Linked DNA regions of Mus musculus: region 2 is linked to region 1. The links are chromatin loops, found by intact Hi-C in ENCODE. Cell type or tissue: heart. All regions are shown on one strand. Links, peaks and the distances in the headings refer to the core of each region. The heading gives the core; the rest is flanking DNA.

Evidence for each region. Hi-C counts contacts between places; a loop is a spot of excess contacts. Peaks named below come from ENCODE experiments on the same cell type or tissue, not always from the same donor. Only the 100,000 strongest peaks of a DNase experiment are listed, where the experiment ranks them.
Region 2: it touches region 1 in a loop (3.0-fold over the local background); 4 of 42 quality-filtered maps call a loop at or near these places.

Annotation. Positions count from the first base shown.
Region 1 is chr1:180,847,253-180,855,585 of GRCm38, forward strand. Sde2 (SDE2 telomere maintenance homolog (S. pombe)) reads left to right here and starts at 3,899. Exons shown (of 7, transcript NM_145943.1): 1 at 3,899-4,040. The coding sequence starts at 3,921. It also overlaps the pseudogene Gm20305. In heart, for the core only: CTCF peaks have their summits at 1,083 and 3,461; DNase peaks (open chromatin) are centred at 1,049, 1,559, 2,805 and 3,669; H3K4me3 peaks cover 3,998 bases; H3K27ac peaks cover 4,473 bases.
Region 2 is chr1:180,721,216-180,729,548 of GRCm38, forward strand. Acbd3 (acyl-Coenzyme A binding domain containing 3) reads left to right here and starts at 4,828. Exons shown (of 8, transcript NM_133225.3): 1 at 4,828-5,163. The coding sequence starts at 4,887. In heart, for the core only: a CTCF peak has its summit at 4,876; a DNase peak (open chromatin) is centred at 4,716; H3K4me3 peaks cover 3,087 bases; H3K27ac peaks cover 2,004 bases.

The sequences.
Region 1 (8,333 bases), core at 304-8,303:
TTATATGCCCCAGTACAGGGGAACGCCAGGGCCAAAAAGGGGGAGTGGGTGGGTAGGGGAGTGGGGGTGGGTGGGTATGGGGGACTTTTGGTATAGCATTGGAAATGTAAATGAGCTAAATACCTAATAAAAAATGGAAAAAAAAGATATATTACCTACCCCTTCCGCTCAAAGTTCTTTGATTTTTTTTCCCCTCATGTTTGTGTGTGTGTTTGTGGGTATGTGGGAATCCAAAAGTGACTTCAGGAACCTTCCTGTATCCCTCTCCATCTTTCCTTCTTTATTGCAGTGGTCTCTCTCTTGAAACCGGTGCTCACTGATCATGCTCATTTAGCTATGTAGCTTGCTCTGGGGAGTCTCTGGTCTTTGCTTTGTCTTTGATTTTTGAGTGCTGGAATTACAGGTGGGCTGTCATACCCACTTGGCATTTATGTAGGTTCTGGGGACCCAAACTTCAGGCTTTATGCTTGTGTGGTAAGCCCTTTAACCACTGAACCATCTCCTCAGCCCTCAAATATCTTTTCATTACAAAACATTTACATTAATTTGTGTGTGTCTGCGTATGTGCTCGGGCACAGCATGCATGTGGAGGTCAGAGGACAGCTTGTAGCAGAGGTCAGGTTTCTCTCTCCACCATGTGAGTCTGGGGGATGGACCTTGGTCACAAGCATCTTTACCTATCTCTTAGCCTGCCTTCAGATTTCTCCAGGAAACAAGCCACTTGATGGTGTTGGTGAGAACAATGATAAAGAATGTTTTTGTAAGCTAGAGATTTGTTATAATGTAAACTCTATGGAATCCACCCTGAAGGAGGTGCTTGCTGGCAGTACAATGAGGGAGGCTCGGGGTTCGTTATTCAGCCTCGGATCGCGGCTCGGCCCTCTCCTGGGCTCCTTTTCTGCCCTCTCTTTCCCACCATGAGTGTTTAAACACAGCCCTTTTCTACCTCTGTTTCCACCTCACCCTTGCTAGTTCCTGTGATTTTCCATCCAATAAGAGAAGGAGAGTGGAGTTTTGCTTTCCCTGACAGCCAAACATCTTGGGGCTTGCTCCAGGCTCCGCCTTCCACACATCCGCCGCTAGTGTGGACTTCTAGGCTCTTCTCCAGCTGCCGGTTTTTTGTTTTTTTCTTTTTCATTCCCACTAGCCGACCTCATTGTTTCTAGGGCTGAAGCCATCCTATAATACAACACTTGCCAATTTGGGAATTGATGGCAGTTTTGCATTTGTGGCACTGGAGGAGTCAGCTTGTCCCATTGTCCTTTTGTCACGAAAATGGTATTAACAGTATTTCCTTCCCGCTGAGCCTGAACATGGCTGGAAACACAGAAGAGTGTCTGGCGAGTCACACATGGACACAACCTGGAGAAGTCACTGCTTTGGGAGCCTCACTCTTGTTTGTGGGAAGTGCCAGGACCCTGCTCTGCTTCTGGCTCGAGCAGAACAACGTGCCATTTGGCTCCGTCAAGCCCCTGTCATGGGTTGCCACACAAACACTGTCTCGTGCTGTCATTTCCTGGCAGTGAACAATCACTCCACATTGCCTCAGGATCCCATCGTGTCTCTCTCCTGGCAGCTGAACCGGTCCTTAAAAAGCAGATGTACAGCTGGAGTCATTCTTTTGGGAACACAGGCAGGAACAAAGCCAGTGTGGCTTATCTGAACGAGCGCCAAGTGTGGTCCTAGGAGCACAGGGCACAGCTGCATGGATTTGGCAATTGAGGAACTGCTCCCCACCTCCCCCCCCCCCCCATTAACTTGTCACAACCATACAAGTGCCTTCCTGTCATTTCTTCATCTGAAACCATGAGATGGGGGAAGGTGGCTCTCTTTTTACACAATCACTCACAAGCCTCACCCCACAGCACTGGGCACTGGGTATGACAACATAGCTCCAGCAGCCAAGCTAACCAGTTGTTTCTAGCTCTTTCCTCAGTTAGTATATATCATGTTCTTGGCCATGCCTTTCAACTCTGAAGTCTCATTCTCTCTCTCACTATTTAAATGAATTTATAGGTACCAATTCAAATTGGTTTCTGTATCCTCCGAGTAGAATGTCCTAAGTTAGTGGAAAATATGTTTCTTTAGATGCACACCAGGAATAATTAAGTTAGACTGTAATCCATCAAACAGCCAACTAATATTTATGTAACATCTATTTTGTGTATTTCACGGTGTAAGGAGCTCATTGTGAAGGTTTAACAGATTATAGATTGCTCAAGAGGTCTGTGTCCTTGAAAAGCTAATAATGGTTATTTTGTATTTTAAATGACAAATGCTTGCTGGTTGCTTGGGTCTTCTTCATAACAGAGATTTAAATATAACCGAGGGGTAAAGAGTGAATTCATTCAGACATTAGGTTTTTGGAGAGCAGTAGTAGATAGTTGTAATAAATGACGTGGACTTTTCTTGTTAGAAGGGAATCCTTCTGGGACTTTCCAGCTTACAAAGCATTATTCTGACAAAGAAATGTTACATAACCCTAAACTGACCATGATCTGGTTCCTTGCAGAAGAAGAAGCTGCCAGGCTCTTGAAATGGTCATTTGATTCCCAAAAGGTGAAAAAAATAAATTAGCAGTTAGGACCACATGCTAACGGACAGAATGGGAAAAGATGGAAGGTCACATGCTTCCCAGTTTGTCTGGAAGGTCACATGCTTCCCAGTTTGTCCTGCTTACGTATCGGATGAGACGCCTGTAGGCCTCTGGGTTACTACTACAACACTCATAAAATACTGCTTCTATGCACAACATGCTTTGTGTAATTATTCTTCATCTCCTGGAATCTTCATGGAGGCCCGCTTTCCCGCCTGTGTGCACCAACAGATCTATAACTCCACAGAACTGCAAGTCCTATTTTTGTTCATTTTCACAGTTAAAGGATTTCAAGATTTTGTGCTTTCTCCTCAGCGATTAGTTCCATCGGCCTGCATCTTAACAGCCGAGAATATGGCTCTGCGGGCCAGGGCATCTGTGTTCAGGAGACTGAGTTATCCTCCCGATAATCCTCCCAGCTTCATGCTAGCAGCTTTTAAATTGTTTAGTATTTCAGAGACAACATCATCTCAGCATATTAAATATTAAGGGCCTCCCTCAGCACCCGAACCTTAAAGTTGTTCTCTGTAAAATCTGCGCGAGTGTTCCCAGGGCACAGAAAGAACGTTACAGCGGGGGTTTTTGGAAGCAGTATGGCTATAAACGTCACTCCCGCCCCTGCCGTTCACAAGGGCCCATTTGCTGTGAAATATTTTGAAAACACAGCTGAAGCGGGGACAGCGCAGAGCGCAAACATGCAAAAATAGGAACGAGCCGAACGTGATGGAAGGAACGTGAAGGGGGGTTCAGGAAATGAACATAAACCTCTAGGGAACTACGCAGGCCGGGGCTGCGGTTTGGGGACCACTGGGGGCCGTTCTCTAGGACTGGGAGGCCTCGCGGGTAGAGGAAGCCGTTTTTCTCCCCGCAGCACCGGGAAGCAGTGGCTGCCTGGGACACAGCCCTCCCAATCCCAAAAATAGCTGCACAAACCGGAGTGGCGCGCTGGCCTGCGGCGCTGGGCGGAGCCACGGGCAGCTTATCACCCCCAGCCAAAGCGCTGTAGCCCAAGCGCAGCAACCGCGCCCAGAGCTCGCCCTTTATAGCCAGTCCCTTGAGCCCCGCCCTAGCAACCGCCCCTAGCAACGCCTAGCTCCAGCGCTCCGCGGTCTTATCGGCCTCAGGCAGGCCTTTCCTGTCCCCCTCCCCCACGCCAGCTCGCGTGACGCCGGGCCACGTGACCGCCTTCCGGAAAGGCGGGGGTGAGTGGTGGAAACCCGGGAGGCGGGGCGCTGGAAGACGAGGCCTTCCGTCATCGAGATGCGACCGGATGGCTGTGTCGCCTAGTGCCTGTCGCAGTCCAGAGGTTCCGTCACCAGACGAAATGGCGGAGGCTGCGGTGGTGGCGTGGGTTCGCGGCCCCGGTACCGTGTGGAAGGCGCTGCCGTGTGCCTCGGTTGGGTGCTCCGTGCGCGATGTGATCTACCGACACTGCCAGGAACAGGTGAGGATGGCGGTTCCCGGGAAATGGGGGAAAGAGATCACCAAGCCAGGCTGGGTTCGTCGTTGGGTGTTTCTGACTAATATGGGGACATTCCTCTGCTAGTCTATGGCAGTCGTTGTTTTGTCCCCACGTCGTAAGAGAATCTCCGTCCATTTACTGCGCTTTGTCCAACCTCGACTACAAACTCTCGTTCTGTTTCTTTTATCCCCCCAAATGATACCTTTAAGGTTCTCTTCTTACATTCACATTATAGATAGGAATATGCTTTCTTACCGACCCTCAGGACACCCATCCAGGCCAAAGAACGGTTAGAGAAGGATATGGAGTCATCCTGACAGAGCCAATCACTCACAGATATTCTTGGGCCTCTTTAGACTCTGCCATGTGGATATAAAACCCTGGTTAAGTGCTTCTAAAGTTTTAAGCTTTAATTCCCAAAGAAGCAGGCTTATACTGACTAGGAAATCTCAAACCTCTTCAATCATCTAAAGAGTTTACTGGGTTCCCTGAGTCTAATTTTAATCTGGGCGTTTGGTATAGAACAGTTTTTCTGTATGACTGCGCCTTCGTTGTAGTCTGTTTTCTCTGCTTGTTATGTAGAAACATAACAAATGTTAAAATACCAAATCTGTTCCTAAAGAGACTTGGATGAGTTCCAAGAAGAATATGTGATTTTCTAATTTCTTTGTCCTTTAAAAAACAAGGACAAGAAAGTCTTTCCTTGTAGCCCAGGATGTTCTGAACATACTGGAGGGCTGGGATTATTGGTGTGTCCCACCACATCTAGCCTTTGTTTTCTTCTCTATTCTGCGGTCTAGTAAGAAAAACAGAACCTTTTTTTAGCCATTCGAATTCAGATACTTTCCAAAACAGGTGACTTTTCAATGTATTTGAAGAATAATTTTCAAGTTTTATTTTTAAACTTAAAATTGATCCATAAACAATAGAATCTTAACAATGAGGAGTGTTGGAAATACACTTTTTTGAAAGGACACAGAAATAAGGCTGGGCCTGGTGGTGTATGCCTCTAATCTCAGCACTTGAGAGGTTTGGGGGTTCTTAGCCACGTCTCTATAGTGGTTTTGGGGCAGCCTGGACTATGTGAAACCCTGCTTGAAAGCAAAACAGCCTCCTATCACCTCGTCCTTAGATTTAACAGAGGCACTGTACATGGACTATGGGAGTCCAGACATCCAGAAAAAACCCCCAATAGAATTGAGTTTGGAGAACAGGTAAGCAGAAGCAGTTATCAGAGAGCATTTGAGTCTGTCTGTTACTTAACAACAGTAAATGTGAGTGCAAGCAGCTTACTAAGGACAGTTTGATGAAATAGGAAAAATCAAGATAGTTCAAGTTCAAGCTATACTTTTTAAAGCAAAACGGTTCTGATCCATGAAGAAGTTTTATCTCTCGCTGAGAGAGGAAGACCTCTGCCCTGTTGATCATTAGCCTTAACAGACATCAGTAAAGGTGACTACAAGTTAATAGGAGACTCCCAAGGACATACTGCAGTAGTAAAATGCTGTAAGGACCTTGACAATCTACTCCTTTCTTATTTGCTGGGGGAAAAGTTGGTTTTAAAAACTGGAGATGAGAAGAATTCGGCTGCTGAAGGTGTCAGTAAGACAGCAACTTTCTGCTGCCCTTTGTCATGAAGGCCCAGGTGTGTGTACAACTTCCAATTAGGGGTTCCTGAGTAGAATATTCTGCATCCAAAATGTGTATTTCCAAGGGAAGAGGAGCCTGGTGTGTTCAACGGTTCAAGCCTGACGTTGGTCATTTAAGTTTCTCTTAACCTCTTTTCTTGTAGCGATGCTTGGTTTTCTTGTTAGGAACTGGAGACATTTGCCATGGTTTCTCTGTTTGCAGCTCCTCACGGCAGAGGGTCAGTACATTTGACCTTAGTGGACTGCACGTTGTCTCTGGTGCTTAGGCTGGTAGGCTGATCCTGCAAAGGTGTGGGTGAATACAGTGTATTGGAACATTTATAATCTACACATTTGGGAAATGTATAATCTACACATTTGATAAAATAGGAAATTCTTCCAAATTCTTTTTTCTACTAGAAACTTAATAGACAGGATTTTTTTTTAAAGATTTATTTATTCTATGTGAGTACACTGTTGCTCTCTTCAGACACAGCAGAGAGGGCATCAGATCTCATTACAAGTGGTTGTAAGCCACCATGTGGTTGCTGGGAATTGAACTCAGGACCTCTGGAAGAGCAGTCAGTGCTCTTAACCATGGAGCCATCTCTCCAGCCCAATAGACAGGAATCTTAACTAGAAAAGCAAGGGGTTGGGTGATGGCCTAATGGTTGCTCTTCCAGAGGTCTCAGATTTGGCTTTTAGCACCAGTGTCAGGCAGATCACAAACCACTGTAACCCCAGCTGTCCCCAGGGATGTGGACGACTCTGACCTCTGAAGGCACCTGCACCAACATGCCCATACTTATATACAGACATGTCATACACTTACACACAATGAAAAGGGATTTAAAAAATTTTTTTAATTAATTAATTAATTTATTATATGTGTGTATACTGTAGCTGTCTTCAGACACTCCAGAAAAGGACATCAGATTTTTTGTTACGGACGGTTGTGAGCCACCATGTGGTTGCTGGGATTTGAACTCAGGACCTTTGGAAGAGCAGTCGGTGCTCTTAACCACTGAGCCATCTCTCCAGCCAGAAAAGGGATTTTAAAAGGAAATCTTTTTGTAAAAAGGAAATAAAGTACAGCTTTTTTTTTTTTTGGGGGGGGGATACTTTTAATCTTCACTGTGTGAGGAATTACAAAAACAATAAATTAAGCCATATATTAAACCAAAATTTCCTTTATACAAAGTATTAAAATACAATTGTATTTCTAAATGAAATCATAGGCATACAGTTGTTGTCATTAAGTAAACTAAGCCAAATGCTATACATTAAAGAGAAACATCAATAAGGCAAATGTATGAATGAAGACACTTCTGAACTCCCCCATTTCATCGAGCATCAAAAACCACCAATCTTTTAGTCCTTTTCTTGTACATTATTCTGTATCCACATTCTCTGCATCTGATGGGATCCCTGGACTTTATCTCATTTTCGGTGTGACACTCTCCACAAATATCTATCATTGGCTGCTGCTTTGGTGGTTGAACATCTTTCTGAGCGTCCATTGGTAGTGCCTCCTCAGCTGGAAGAAGCGCCCCTTCTCTGACTAAAGTACAGCTTTGATGCAGTCTTTGCCCCTCTCTGAACAATTTTGTTTGGAAATAAAGTTTCTGCTTTCACATTGTCTTTCAAAATTATTTAAAAATTTGGAGTGAGTCGCTTTAATACCAGCGTCAGGGAGGCAGAGGCATGTGAGTTTGAAGATAGCCTGGTCTATAGTGAGAACTCCAGGACAGCCAGGGCTATGAAGAGAAACCCTGTCTCAAAACAAAACAAAAAATTCATATACAATATGTATTACATATAAAGATGTTAAAGTGGTTTTTAGTTTAAAAACAATATGAGGTGAATCTTTACAACTTAAGGTAGACAGTTACATGGACTAAACAACCCTTTATCCTAATTTTGTGTAGATGCCCCCAGTCCCCAGCTGGGGAAGCCCTATCTCTTGTTTGCAGTGGTGTCTCCTGTACCTTTCCATCACTGAGAAGGAAAGAGATTGCTTCTCTTCACATTAGCACTTCTGTCTTTCAGCCCTGTGTGCAGCCTGCCCTTCTCTTGCTGTGGGTGAACTGTCATTATTCTACAATTAATTTGTAATTACCTTCTTTGTATAGTTAGGCTCTCTTGATGACATAGCCAAGAGAGTCTCTGTTGGAGGATTGTCTCTACCAAATTGACCTGTGGGATTATCTGGGAATCGTTTTCTTAATTGCTAATTGATATAGGAAGGCCAAGGCTACTGTGGCTGTATATTGACCTGGCTATCCTGGAACTCACAGAGATCTGTCTGCCTCTGCCATCCATGTTCTGGGATTAAAGGCATGGTCACCTTTCCAGGCCAGTAGTTTTATTTAGAGTGAAACCTGAAATTCTCACTGAGTGTGGCAGTGCACATCCTGGTGTCTTGCAAGTTTGAGTAGACAATCTAGGCAACATACTGAGATAAGCACTCTACTAAAAACAAAACAAAACCACCTAAAATGTACTCCTGACTCTTCCTTCTCCTCTCTCCCCACTTACACACGTCAGGGTGATATGCATTTTAAGCTTTGGATCAGTTTTGATATTAAATTGACCCCCAGTGTATAGAGGTCAGGAGAAATGAGTGAGACTTCTGCCTTGCTAGATC
Region 2 (8,333 bases), core at 110-8,109, 130 kb before region 1:
AGTCAACAATGAAATAAATCCTTAAAATGAAAAGATTGTTTTGAGCCAAGTGCAGTGATACGCATTTGTAGTCCCAGTTACTGGGGAGGCTGAGACAAGAGGATGACTTGAGCCCACAAATTTGAAGCCAGTCTGGAGAACACAAATGAGACTGAGTCTGGGGAGGTAGAGGCAAGGGGACCCAGTGTTCACTGCTGGGCCAGTGAGACAGATAAATGGATGGGTAAAGGCTATTGTGGCCAAGCCTGACGACCTGGGTTGGATCAGTAAGCCACACATGGTGGGAGGAGAGAACAAGTTGTTCCCTGACCCCGACATGCTCCATGTCATACACAAACGAATAATTAAAAAAGTGAAAAAAGTTGGCCGCCGCAGCCATCTTCCAGTAATTCACCAAAATGACGAACACAAAGGGAAAGAGGAGAGGCACCCTGTACGTGTTCTCTAGGCCTTTTAGGAAACGTGGTGTTGTTCCTTTGGCCACATACATGCAAATCTACAAGAAGGGTGATATTGTAGACATCAATGGGCACTGTTCAAAAAGGAATGTCCCATAAGTGCTACCACAGCAAAACCAGAAGAGTCTACAATGTCACCCAGCATGCCGTGGGCATCATTGCAAACAAGGAGGTTAAGGACAAAATTCTGGCCAAGAGGATCAATGTGCGGATTGAGCACATCAAGCACTCAAAGAGCAGGGACAGCTTCCTGAAGCGGGTGAAGGAGAATGATCAGAAGAAAAAGGAAGCCAAAGAGAAGGGCACCTGGGTGCAGCTGAAGCGCCAGCCTGCGCCACCCAGAGAAGCACACTTTGTGAGGACTAACAAAAAAGAGCCGGAGCTGCTGGAGCCCATTCCATACGAATTCATGGCCTAATGTACAAAAAAAGAAAATACCAGCACCAGGAAAAAAAAAAGTGAAAAAAAAAATTAAAAAAAAAAAAGAAAAAGAGCCGGCCAGGTGTGGTGGCGCACGCCTTTAATTCCAGCACTCGGGAGGCAGAGGCAGGTGGATTTCTGAGTTTGAGGCCAGCCTGGACTACAGAGTAAGTCCCAGTACAGCCAGGGCTATACAGAGAAACCCTGTCTCAAAAAAGAAAGAAAGAAAGAAAGAGAGAGAGAGAGAGAGAGAGAGAGAGAGAGAGAGAGAGAGAGAGAAAGAAAGGAAGAAAGAAAGAAAGAAAAAATAGCTCAATGTCATTCTTCAATAAATAACAGGTTTTAGGCCAGTCTGGGCTGTATGTAACTCTCTCTCAGAAAGCAAGCAGGAAGGGAAGGAGGGAGGGAGGGAGGGAGGGAGGGAGGGAGGGAGGGAGGGAGGGAGGGAGGGAGGGAGGGAATGAATTCCAAGTGTGGTGTGGTGGCACACACCTGTAACATCAGCCATCAGTAGACTGAGGAAGATTTGCCTAAGGTTGGGAACAGCTTGGGCTACACAGGGAGTTTAAAGCCAGCCTGACATACATGAGAAAGCTGCCTCATAAAAAACAAAGCTGCCTCATAAAAACAAAGCAAAACAAAACACCCCAGAAGTGAGGGGATGCTCTGCGCAGGCAGGGAGGAGCATAGTGCCAGCTGTAGGGAAATTCTGTCTTATCACTTAGCTGTAGAGCTTCTGGAACACTTTTGAAGAGATAAACTAACCTAAACCCATCCACATTGCATGATAAAACCAGGGAAGAGATGAGTTCTCCTTCTAGTTAGAGATGGTGAGGTAGGTGTGTGTGGGAGAGAGAGAGAGAGAGAGGTCAGGGGGGGAGAGAGAGGGAGAGAGGGGGAGGGAGCCCAGGTTGGCCTTAAACTCGGTATGAAGCAGAGGATGACCTTAAACACTTCTTTCCCTTTCTCTCCTTTGTGCTAGGCTTTCAGCTATTTCCCGAAATGCCCAGCCTCTCTTCTGTCTAAAGAAGCCACACACACCTGCTATGGTGTTGCAGACAGAATGTCATGTCTAACCCCCATGTAATGACACTCTAATGTAGTGTTAGGGAAGCTCATATGGTTATCACCCTCATGAGCTAACCATCCTTAGAGGCCACAAAGAGCTTCTCCGTTCTTTCCACTGTGTGAAACTATTAACAAGAACATGGATGCATACAGACCAGAAAGTGGGCCCTTAACCAGTGTCGGGTGACAAAACCTTTCCTGGGGAGGTAACACACAGGTCTACTCACCCCAGATTGGGATCCCACAACAAACCAAAGCACAGATACCACCCAAATCCAACTTGGTGAACTATGAGTTTTATTGGAGTTGCTTATAGGAATATAGGTGAGGGGTTCTTACAGAGCAGAAATGACACTTGCATCTCTAAGGCTGACCCTAGCATGGGTGACAGCTCACAAGACTGGGAACCTGAAGCTCACTGCATAGGCTGCAGGCAGCTCAACAGTTAAAGAGGGTCCTTCCAGGTGCAGCAGTTGGTCTAAATGTCTTCCAGGCAGGGCTGCTGGTCTGCTTATTCCAGGCAGCTGATCTGGTCTCAAAGTCTCCTTCTTAGCTCAGCTCTCTTTTGATCTGAGGTGAATTACTCTGACCAGAGGGATCTATTGAATCTGGTCAGTTTCAGAAACTTCCTGAAGCTATTTTGAGTTGTTTGCCTCCCTGCTTAAGGAGCTTCCTGTAGGACAGACTGTTTTAATCTTAAGAGGAAGCTGCTACACACCAACCAGACTTCAAAACAACCAGTGTTTTGATCTTGAGCATCTCAGCTGTAATAACTGTCAGAAACAAAGAGCTGTTAGTTATAAACCACCCAGGCTGTGGTATGTAGTTAGAGTGCAGAAGCAGCCTAAGAGAAGTGACCAGACAGATAACTACAGCAATCAATCTTGTCATGTGACCCGTGATAACAGCTTGGACAGTCTCTGTCACATAAGACAGTAAATGGCTGTGAACTTAGGGCACATCTTAAAACCTGCATAACACCAGCTAATATCATTAACCACCAGCATTAGGCCCATAGCCAGTAGATTGCTTCATTTTAAGGTAAGCCAGAAACCTGATGATATGACATTAAAATTCCAGATTTTAACAGGCTACCAAACAGTTCAGATTTAAAGTAGATACCAATTGTTCTAGTCAACTCCAGGGACACACTCTACCCTGTGAGCTCCCCTTAGGGTAAGGGCTCTTGTATATTTTAATGTTGCACATAATGGTGGTCACATTTTATTAAAAACTACCAGCCAGCAAAGCCTTTCTGATTTTTTGTTTTGTTTTGTTTTGTTTTGTTTTGTTTTGTTTTGTTTTGTTTCAAGACAGGTTCCTCTGTGCAGCCCTGCTGTTCTGGAACTCATTTTATAGATCAGGCTGGCTTTGAACTCAAAGATCTGCCTGCCTCTGCCTCCCAAGCACTGGGATTACAGGTGTGCAATCCTCCCCAACTCCTTTACATTTTGCTTTACACACTACTGTACTTTGGGAATGGAATGCCCCCCAAAGGCCATGTATTGAAGTCTTGGGTCCCATGTTGACACTATACAGAGGTGACAGAAACTTCAAGATGGGTTAGTAGGCTCTCTGGTGATGTCACAGCCTCTTGAAACACATATTAACACATAGTTTCATGACTCCAGTGTTTTCAACAAACCAAGAGGAAACAGAAGCTAGGGAACCCGCTCACAGGTGCTGAGGCAGAAGGTACCTTCCAGCAGCCTGGCCATACTATTGTGCTCTGGCACGGACTCACCTCCTGGACCATGATGCCGAGGGGTAGGACACGACTACTGTCCTTTGTATTTTCCATAGTATATGATATACAAGGTAGTCCTTAAATCATGTTGAGCTGAACTGATACTGTATGTAATTGAAGTGTGCTTTCATCCATTCATTCAGCTCAATGAAAGAGCCCTAAGCTGGAGTGCTTGCCCAGTGTATGCATGAAAATCTTACAATTTTTCACTTTTAATGAATTGGAAGACTCTGCTACGGAACCAAAAATCCCAGAATACAGCACTCGAGAACAGAGGGAGGTGGGTTTCTATGAGTTTGAGGCTAGTCTGGTCTGACCTTCATAGTGACAGGACAGCCAGGGCTATGTAGCTTACAACCATGTCTCAAAAAAAACAAAAGCAAACAGAAAGGAGAGTGCTATGTACTCTGGCTGTTTCTCCTTAACTACCTCCTACTTTCTTATACCCGACACTGCAGAGATTCTGTCTTCTGGTCCTACACTTTCGTGGCATGGATAGCTGAATTGGCCTCATGCTGTCCTTATTGCTAGTCCTGATGGCTTGCACATGTAGTCAAAGCCCTCGGGAGATTAAGGCAGGAGGACCAAGGGCAACCTGAGCTAACGAGTGAGTTCAAAGTCAGCCTGAGCTACATAGCAAAAAATAAAATAGTCAACCGTTCCCTCCCTTAGGAGAACGAACATAAATTAAGGGAGAGGACAAACACTGCAGGGGACGAAAGCCTGATTTCTACTTTAAAATGAAGACGGCAGTTGCTCTGACCGTCTGGCAGTTGCAAGAGACTCCGTAACTGGCCTGCAACTTCCCAACAGCGACTCTGCACAGATGTCTCTGCAGTTGTCCCCTGCAGGGTCGGACGCGACCAGCAGCCACCCCCAACACCGCTGCTTGGGGTTCACCTCACACACCCCCGACCAACGCGGACCGCCACGAACCCCACGGGACGTCCCGGCTCCCTGGGACGGCCACGGCGGTGGGGTGAGCCTCTCTCCGAGAGGGGCGTGAGGTCCCCAGCAAGCCGAGGGCACGGGAGGGCGTGGCCCACACGCTCGGGGGCGGGGCACCCGGCGCTTTCAAACCCCAGCCGCCTTGGCGGCGGAAGTTCCGGTGTCGGCGAGCGGAGGTGAGAGGTCAGCAGGAAGTCGATACGTGGCCGCCGCCTGTCCCCGCCGAGGAGGCGCTGCGAGCGGAGATGGCGGCGCAGCTGAACGTAGAGCAGCTCGAGGTGTCGCTCGACGGTCTCACGCTGAGCCCGGACTCGGAGGAGAGGCCCGGCGCGGAGGGGGCCCCGCCGCAGACGCCGCCGTCCTCGGCCCCGGGGAATGGACTGGGCTCCGGCGCCTCGGGGCAGCAGCGGGAGCCCGGGGAGGCGGCGGCTGAGGGCGCGGCCGAGGAGGCGCGGCGGATGGAGCAGCACTGGGGCTTTGGCCTGGAGGAGCTTTACGGCCTGGCGCTGCGCTTCTACAAAAGTGAGCGGGTCACTCGCCCCTGCGGGACTGCGGGCCGGCCATGCCTGCCCCACCCACCCGAGCTAGGCCGGGGTGACCGGAGCGCCGGTCCGTCCTTGGTGGCACCGAGAGTTTGTCACTGCCGGTCCGGCCCCTGGTCACACCCCTGAGAGACCTAGAACCCTGGTTTAGCAGCCCGTGTCGCCTAGTTGCTGGGGCGTTCCACCTGGTTTAAGTTTTCTGGTTTCCACGAGCTAGAGTGGACAGGAGCGCGCGCTCCCCGGGGCTCCTATTCTGGGATGGATTTCGCCTTTTTGTTATGTATCGGTTTTTCACGGCTCACGACAACATCGAAGCGATTTTTAAAGAGAGAAAAAAAAACTATCTTAGTGGAAGAAAATTGTATTGGGTCCCACACATCCCTTTTCTAGCCTTGTAAACCGTGAGCGTGTGTGGGACATGATCATTAGGCGATAGGGATGTGGCGAAGGATGAAGTAAAATACTAAGTTCATTTATTCCCTTTTGCCTGAGTGAGTAAGTGATGGCCACTGTGTTCTAGTAACTTCTAAGTGGCTAGGAAATTCTACCATGGAAGTGAATGATGAAGACTAAAGCGCGAAGTTCTCGTTCTCTCTCTCTCTCTCTCTCTCTCTCTCTCTCTCTCTACTGTTTCTTAAAACAAAATTGTGATGTGCGGTGATTTCCTGCCTTTTTTCTTCTCTAGTTAATACTGGAGGTAACAGTCACAAGATTTGGTCAGTGGGAAAGAGCTTGACTCATAGTCTGATTCTTAAAGGCTATTTAGGTTCTTGCGTGGGAAAACAAAGCAAGATAAGGGCAAATGAAACTTTAAAGGGGTTGCTAGGTTCCACCTGCATTCTAGAACCCCATATTTATGACAAGCTTCCCAGAGTTAGGGCTTTCGGATTGCCTAGTTCACCAGCTAAAGTTGAGTTGTTCACTGTAGTGACCCGTGTGAAGGTAGTTTTATTTTTAAATCAACTTTCATTGTGCAAACTAGGTGAGATTCTATGAAACTTTCCAGAACAATAAATGGTTACTCTAAATTCATAGTATTTTAAAGTTTACCCTTGAGCTGTTCTTTGCCATGGCTGGAGGAGTTCAGCCTTTCCTGTGTGGTAATGAGTTTAGGATCACTTTAACTCTTGAGTCGCCGATTTGATTTTAGAGTTTGTCGTAAATAAATGCGAATCCACTGGTTTCTGTACAGTTCACATAGCAGTGCTTGCCCTTAAAAGTTAATTTTTGGAACTTGCATTTTAATAACATAAGCTGCAAGAAACAGGGACAAACCAACTTTAACTCTCTCTCTCTTTTTTATTTTTTAAGAATTTTTAATTTTTGTGAGTGAGTGAGTGTGTATGTATCAGTGTCAATGTGGGTCCCCCAGGAGACCAGAAGTGTTGGATCTCCTGGGGCTGGAGTCACAGGAAGTTCTGAACTGCCTGACTTGGGTATTGAGAATTGAACTAGGGTCCTTGGGAAGAGCATTGTGCATTCTTTACCAATGAGATATGGCTCCAGAGCCAGAAAGAACCAACTTCTATTCTAATCTTTGATTTTGCTGCATGGGAAACAAAGGGAGTGGAGAGGTATTTCATCTGAGCCCATCTATTTTGAAAATAGCAGTATCTTCGTAAAGAGAAGAAAACACTGAGATGGTGTCTCACACTTAATCCCAGAACTAGGCAGGCAGAGGCAGGTGGATCTCTGTGAATTCGAGGCCAGCCAGGCCAGCACAATTCTGGGACAGCCAAAGCTACATAGCAAGAGCCTGTCTTAAAACAACAGTTAACAAAAACCTAAACAAACTGATTAACTAACTTAAAAAATTGTGTAACGGGCAGCAAATTTAGCATTGTGGGTCAGGAGCCTCATTCTAAATTATTGTTGCTATATAAATTCCTAGAAATTTAACTGCGAGAATCAAGCTCTACATAGAGAAGCTGGATTATGTAACACTGGACTCACATTTAAAATTTAATTATTTAAACAGATTATTTTAAATTGCCTTCTGAGTGGCAAGAGTCTTTGGAGAACCCATATTGATTAGTCACCTTACAGAAGGAAGTGCATCAATGGGGATAGTTTGCTCAGTTCCTAAATGCTCAAAGCTGTTCAGGCACTTTTCTGTGTGGATTATTACTTGGCAATAACAGTGAGAGGCTGCTGTAAGTATATCAGGCACTAATTCAAAGAGAGAAAAGCATATAAAAGCAGAATTAATAGAACCCGGGGTGGATCCAACAAGGCTGCTTTGTTTTTTCTGGTGTGTATGTGTGCGTTTTCTGTGTAGAAGTCACAGGACAACCTTGGGCGTGGTTCTCCTTGAGAAGGGATCTCCTTTGCTGCTTTGTACACCAGTCTAGCCATGTGCCATGAGTGGAGATTTTCTTGTCCTAGCCTCTCTTTATGTAAGAGGGCTGAGTTTAGAGATATCCACTATTTTATGTGTCTTGATTATTTTTTTAAAGGAGGTCTGAACTTATTAGGTCCTCATGCTTTTTTTTTTTTTTAAGATTTATTTATTTATTTATTTATTTAATGTATATGAGTATATTGTAGCTGTACAGATGGTTGTGAGCCTTCATGTGGTTGTTAGGAATTGCGTTTTTAGTACCTCTGCTTGCTCTGTTCATGTTCACTCTGGCCCAAAGATTTATTATTATACATAAGTACACAGTAGCTGTCGTCAGATCTCGTTATGGGTGGTTGTGAGCCACCTGTGGTTGCTGAGATTTGAACTCAGGACCTTTGAAAGAGCAGTCAGTGCTCTTAACCACTGAGCCATCTCGTCAGCCCCATCCTCGTGCTTATACAGCAAATAAATGCTGAGCCATCTTCCCCAACTCCACCCTTCTTTTTAGATTACATTTTATCTTCTGTGGACTAAATTTAATCTTGAAAGCAAGATTATTTTCTATTGATAATAGCTGGAGAAGTCAGTTAGTAGGGTGCTTGCCTATCTGGCTTTAGGACCTGGTTTCTATCAACAACACCATATAAGCAAGCTATGGTGTGGCAGGCCTGAAATTGCAATACTCAGGAGGTGAATGTGAAGTTTAAGGCCACTCTCAGCTACATAGTGCAAGAACGCTCTGGAATAGGTACATGAAATACCCCACCCGCCCACCGCCAAAAAGTGTTTTGTGTTACATACTTATAATA